Linked DNA regions of Homo sapiens: region 1 is linked to region 2. A link is a loop called in an ENCODE intact Hi-C map of the cell type or tissue named here. Cell type or tissue: heart right ventricle. All regions are shown on one strand. Links, peaks and the distances in the headings refer to the core of each region. The heading gives the core; the rest is flanking DNA. Region 1 has its middle 79 kb from the start of POMGNT2. Region 2 overlaps ANO10 (anoctamin 10).

What was found. A loop is a pair of places that touch in the nucleus more often than their neighbours do. Peaks named below come from ENCODE experiments on the same cell type or tissue, not always from the same donor. Only the 100,000 strongest peaks of a DNase experiment are listed, where the experiment ranks them.
Region 1: it touches region 2 in a loop (2.2-fold over the local background); 5 of 110 quality-filtered maps call a loop at or near these places.

The regions. Positions count from the first base shown.
Region 1 is chr3:43,183,756-43,186,669 of GRCh38, reverse strand. No RefSeq gene overlaps it. Among named protein-coding and RNA genes, the nearest start is that of POMGNT2, 79 kb to the right of the region's middle. In heart right ventricle, for the core only: no CTCF peak of the experiment used is centred there; no DNase peak of the experiment used is centred there.
Region 2 is chr3:43,377,104-43,380,017 of GRCh38, reverse strand. All of the region lies in intron 12 of ANO10 (anoctamin 10), which reads left to right. Among named protein-coding and RNA genes, the nearest start is that of SNRK-AS1, 27 kb to the right of the region's middle. RefSeq lists a silencer at 1,547-1,841. In heart right ventricle, for the core only: a CTCF peak has its summit at 1,670; DNase peaks (open chromatin) are centred at 467 and 1,677; H3K27ac peaks cover 1,535 bases.

The sequences.
Region 1 (2,914 bases), core at 285-2,784, 190 kb after region 2:
TAGCTGTTAGTCTGCATCAGTACCACTAAGTGTAGGCAATCAGGAAGCCACACTAGAATGCCAAAGAAATGGATAAAAAGACCATTGAACATCTCTCAGATATAACATCATTATGACCCCAGGGCATAGCACATAGTTAGCACTTGGTAAATATTTGATAAACTCAATGAATGAATGAATCAATCAGTATGTCCTAGGCCATCTCAGACATGCAAGTAGCAATGAGGGTGAAGAGCTCATCTCTGGAGGAGCTAAGAAAATCCCTGTGATGATTATACTATTAATAAAGCAGCAAATAATTAAGAACAGTTACTCCATGCCTGATGCTAAACTTCAAAACACCCTTATAAGGTGGTGCTTCACTTCCATTTTACCTAGGAGGAAACCGAAGCACAGAGAGGTCCCATAACCTGCCCTATCTCATGCAGTTACAGAGAGTGGAGCAGCGTCTATGTCTGGATCTTGGGGCAGGAAGGTGGTGGAGCAGTGCCTCCTCCCGCTTGGTTAAAGTGACAATGGGCAAGGAAATTGAACTCAATTTAGTGCTGAAGGCAGATGGAGGCATTTCCTGAATGAGGACAGGATACGGGGTGGTCACTCGGTTGAGGCCAGTTACGTGCATGGTGCCACCACAGTCGGCTCCTACGTGGCCTGATCAGGTTGCTGAAGCTTCACATGTTCTTCTGTTTGGAGTTGGGAACTGCACTGCCATTTATTAGATGATCCCAAAATGCCCTGATGTATTGTACACTTCAAGGTCTGCTTGGTCATGTTGCACTGTGTTTTCACCATTTTCATCATCCAGCTGAGTAATTTTACGTAGAATAACAAACAACACACAGCTATTTAAAAGATCTTTATCACTGACATTCCTACTGCAAACGAATGGCATTGCTATTATAAATCTGAAGCTCTCTAGCCCACAAACCTGTTTATCCTTTTTGTTTGTTTGTTTAAGACTTAGAATACAACTTTGTTAATGTGAAGTTTCTTAGGGCATTTTTATTACCCCTAACAAAGGACAAGCAAGAAAAATATCAGGACTAACAATGTCCTCTTAACATGGCCAAAGGTGATCGAGTGGGGAAATACTGGGGGGCCTGGCAGGGGTCACCAAGCCCTGTGCCACATGAGTGAGGTCACCTGCTCCCCAATTTGCTTGGACTATGACTGTGAGTGCCAAACGTGAGTCTTGGCCAGCTCCTGGGGTGTGACCAGACTTGTCAGCTATGACACCTGCCAGCCTGTCCTGACCTTCCTCAGGGATGACACTGGCTGGGTGAAGGGTGACCCAAGGAAGCTCGTCCATTGTTGGTACCTGACCCATGAGATGTGAAGGTCATTGGAGCTGAGCCAATCACATCAGCTCCCACTAGGATGTGGCCCAGGCACCCAGGAGAGAGAGGATTGGTCCACTGGGAGCAGCGGAACCTGCAAGGCCCCAAAATTGAGAGGGGCTGTGGCTCCCTGGGAAATTAGGATCATAAACTTTTGACAGTGCCTGACTGTAGGTCTGGTTCTCTGACTTTCCCTATTTCACAGAGAGGACTCATCATGCCTGGGTTGCACAGTGTCCCCTCCTAGAGCATTCTGGGTTGAAGGCCTTTGCTCCCCGCTTCCCTGTTCCATCCCTGGTCCTGGCTGAGGCAGGTGAGAGGAGTCCAGAATTGGGCAAGTTGGGTGGCTGAGTTCCATCTCCTTGGTGCTCTGCGTGAGTGTCCAAAGGACCTTTCCGGGCCATAAAGGGATCACTTGCCGCTCATCATTGCCAATGAACAGTTCTTCCTCCCTAAGTCCCACATCTCTGCTAAGGAGCCTGAGTATCTGGGGCCTTTCATCAGCCAAAAATAAGCTACCATGTATGAGGTATGGCTGTGCTGCCCTTCAACTTTTAGCAAGATGGTAGGGGATTGTGTGAAGAGCCCACGGCTGGCCCTTTCATGATTTATGTTGCCTCTCTGAGCCTCATCTTGAGGAGCACTTTGAGAAGGCCTGACCCATGCCCAACAAAAAGCTGATCTGCCAAAAGTACAGCTAGTGGGAATGACTGGTGACCTTGCCAATCCTGCAGGCCCCTCTGTGACTTCACTCTTAAGCTAGGCCACCGTAGAAACCATTCCTGGTCTCCATCTGGGTCTAAGTGGTGGTGGTGAGGTCCTGCCAGTGCCTGGCCCTCCCTAGAAGGAGCTCTTCGGGGGTTCTTAAGCTGTTTGTGGGATAAGCTCAGATAGAAACAAAAAGCAAGCTTACAAAGGACCAAAAGACTCCTATTGTCTTTGGTCCTCACTTTCTCTATCTGAAGACAATGAGGGAGTTGGACAAGCCAATCCCAGAGCCTTTCATTGCCCTAATCAAGATCAAATATAGAAATGTGAGCCAGAGGGAAATACAGGAGCCCTATCAAAGCTAGGCATGATAGGGCCTAGCTTGGTGTCACAGAGAGGAGGGCTCAAGCTAGGGGCTAGGAGGAAGACCCCAATCCCTATGGCCTGTTTGAGTGTATTATGTCCCTACCACATCAGCCAGTGTTTACAGGTTCTCTCCTGGGTTCTGATCTAATCTGATCTACTTCTGCACTGGGCTGCTCCGTCTCCCTGACCCCGTCTCCCCATCATCTGGGAAATTTTTCCACAGTTCCTGTTTCTCTCCTGAGCTTCCCTATCTCTGAGTCCTTAAGGGAAGGACAAAGTAGGACCCTCAGGTTGGGATTTCTGACTGCAAGCAACAGAAATTAATCAGATCTCAGCTGACTCGAGCAAAAGAGAAATGCATGAAAGGACACACAAGTAGCCCCAGAGAAAGGCATGTGTCAGGGTCAATTGATTTTTATCCTTGTGTGGCTCCACCAAGATTGAAATTCCTGGGAAGAAAGGATCTGCTTGGCCTTATGGGTTGGAGTGGGACTGGGTTAACA
Region 2 (2,914 bases), core at 232-2,731:
TAATTTCCAGAAGTTGTGATGGTTTTTTATTTATGCTATCTATTTCACTGGAGATTTTTCCATTCATATCCTGCATCATTTTGTTTTTTATTTATTTAAGTTGGACTTCGCCTTTCTCTGGTGCCTCCTTGATTGGCTTAATAGTCAACCTTCTGAATTCTTTTTCTGGCAATTCAGAGATTTGATCTTGGTTTGGATCCATTGCTGGTGAGCTAGTGTGATCTTTTGGGGGTGTTAAACAACCTTGCCTCTGCTGTATCACACAGGTCATCAGGGAAGTTGGGGAAAGCTGGCAGCCACAGCCCTCACCCAGCTCCTATGCAGCCCACAGCCCAAAAGGCCAGTCTCCCTCCCACCGTGCCCCCACAACAGCGCTGAGTTTATTTCCAGGGCTGAGAACTTTCTCTAGGCTACATGCCTCCCAGCTGAGAAAGCAAGCAGACTCACAGTTCCTGGCTGTCCCACAGAGCCTGGAGGCAGTCCATCTCCTTTAAAGGGTCTGTGGATTCTCTTGGCTTTCCTGGTATGTTCCTGCAGTAGTTCTTGGAGCAAAAGTTCACGATGTGGGCCTCCACACACTGCTCTGTTTGCCTGAGTGGAAGCTGCAAGTTAGTCCTTCCTTCTATTTGCCATTTTCAGGTTCAGGGCTCACTCCTCACTTCTTCTAAGTTCTCCAATTGCAAAAGCACATTCAATATTTTTAATAAAAAACATATGCTTTAAATATTATCCAATTAATTACTAACAGTACCCGACTAAAATATGTAACCTGGAGGAAAAAGAAAGACAGTCTGTTGGTAGTTCAGTGCTGTATGTATCCCAAGATGTGTTTTGATGGCCTTTTGTCACCAACTGGGACAGCATTGTGTCACTTGAGTTCTAGATTTGCGAAAATATTGACTGGCTGCCGTGTGTGCTCAGGATCCTGTAGCATAGCAGTGAGGAATGTTCAATGATGTTTTCATCAACCTGTATTTAGTGATCAGTATTGGTTACAGGGACTGCCACTCAGGAAGGGATATAGGTAATGGAAAATTAAAGTGAAATGAAAGGTGTTGGGAAGAAGCAGTAATTAATCCTGCTTGTTGAGGTTTCTAGGTGGGAATGAGTAAAAATTAACTTTTCTGAGGGAAAATGATGTCAAGTGAATAAAGGCTAGAATCCCTGCCTAACACTTACTGTGTTGTTCCTACACAAAAATCAAGCATAGTCAAGTCAACCATCCCTGGCTCCAGCTTTACCCAGGCTCTATAGAAGGGGTGCCTAGTGCCTGCAATTCTGATGACTCACAGCCGTCATCACCCAGGGGTAGCCCTTCTCAACTGGCCAGGAACAGGGCCCTGCTCTGGGGGGAAGGGTACATGGTAATCTCTTGTACAGTGAGGGGATATAGAGTTTTAAAAATCATAATGTTGTAATTATCAATTTTGTTTTACTCATAATAGTAATATTGAAATTTTAAATGACATTATAGAAGATATAGATATTTGCATTTATCAAAGGGCCATACAGTGTTCAGATGTGGGGAAAACTGCCCTGGGAAAGATTGTAAAGGTGATGGGAAACATTTATACTTTCTCTGCGGTCTGCAGTTGTGGCTGCATTTCATAAGGATCTGTTTTCACCTTGGTGATGGCCTTAGTGTTTCTTAAGAATGGAACCAATCCCCTCTGCCACCACCAGGGGTCCTTTGATGCCTGGGTGCCTCCTTTACCTTCCTAGGTGTGCAGAAAGTGGGTGCAGAGCTTTTCTGGGCAGAGAAGGAGCTCACCCTTTGGCAGCTGCTCCTACTCATCCCACTTTCACTTTCCTTGTGGCCACTGGCAGTGTTTTCTTAGATTAAAGGTTGTTCTCCCTTTATAGTTAAGAGTAATATTTACTAAGTTGTGTTGAAACTGATGTGGGCAGTGGACTGTCTCCTGCATTTCATTTAGTAGGCTCTTACTTCATCCTTTAACTTTCTAAACTGAGTTTCTTTCTCATGCGACAGTGAAATTGTGTCCCCTCATACTCCATGAGTCGGGACTGCAGTGGGAGGCTGGACACTGGATTACCTCTGATCACCAAGGCATCTTTTCTCAGATGGCCACCACTGTGCCACCCCAGTTCAGGGTCCTTTTAGAGACTCTTTGATTTCTAGAGTGTTTATTCCTATTCTTTGGGCTTTTAAACTTTTGTGTCATTCCTTGATCTAACCAAACTGTCAAGGCTTCAATTCCTGGATCTGTAAATGTCACCTAGCCATGGCTTTCACTGAAGGAGCCTGCGGGGGTTTCTTTGGAACAGCCACTTGTGCTTGGTGTCCACTGGCCTGGCCACGCCTCCTCTTCTGGCCTGAACCTGAGCCCTGGCTCTCTAGCTATCAACATGGAACCTCAGATCAAAGATGAGGGCTGGCTAGATGGTCATCTTGGCCTTGGATGGTCACAGACCTCTCTGGGTCTTATCTCCCAAGGGCCCCAGGTGACCTGTATGACAACATAGGGGGTTCTCTGGCTTGTGAAAGAACAATGCTGCCGCCCTCCTTGGCTCCAAGGGCTTCCAGACCAGAAAGTAGTTATTCCTGAAGGACTTGGCACCCTTCCTCCCAGGCAAGGAGGAGGGAGAGCCTTCCTGAAGAAGTGATGCTGTGGGCCCTGTGCGGGGGCTCACACCTGTAATCCCAGTGCTTTGGAAGGCCGAGGCAGGCAGATCACTTGAACCAGGAGTTCAAGACAAGCCTGGGCAACATGGTGAAACCCCATCTCTACAAAATATGCAAAAAATTAGCTGGGTGTAGTGGCACACTCCAGCCTCCCAGCTACTCAGAAGGCTGAGGTGGGAGGATCACCTGATCCCGGAAGGTCCAGGCTGCAGTGAGCTGTGATTGTGCCACTGCACTCCACTCCAGCCTAGGTGACAGAGTGAAACCCTG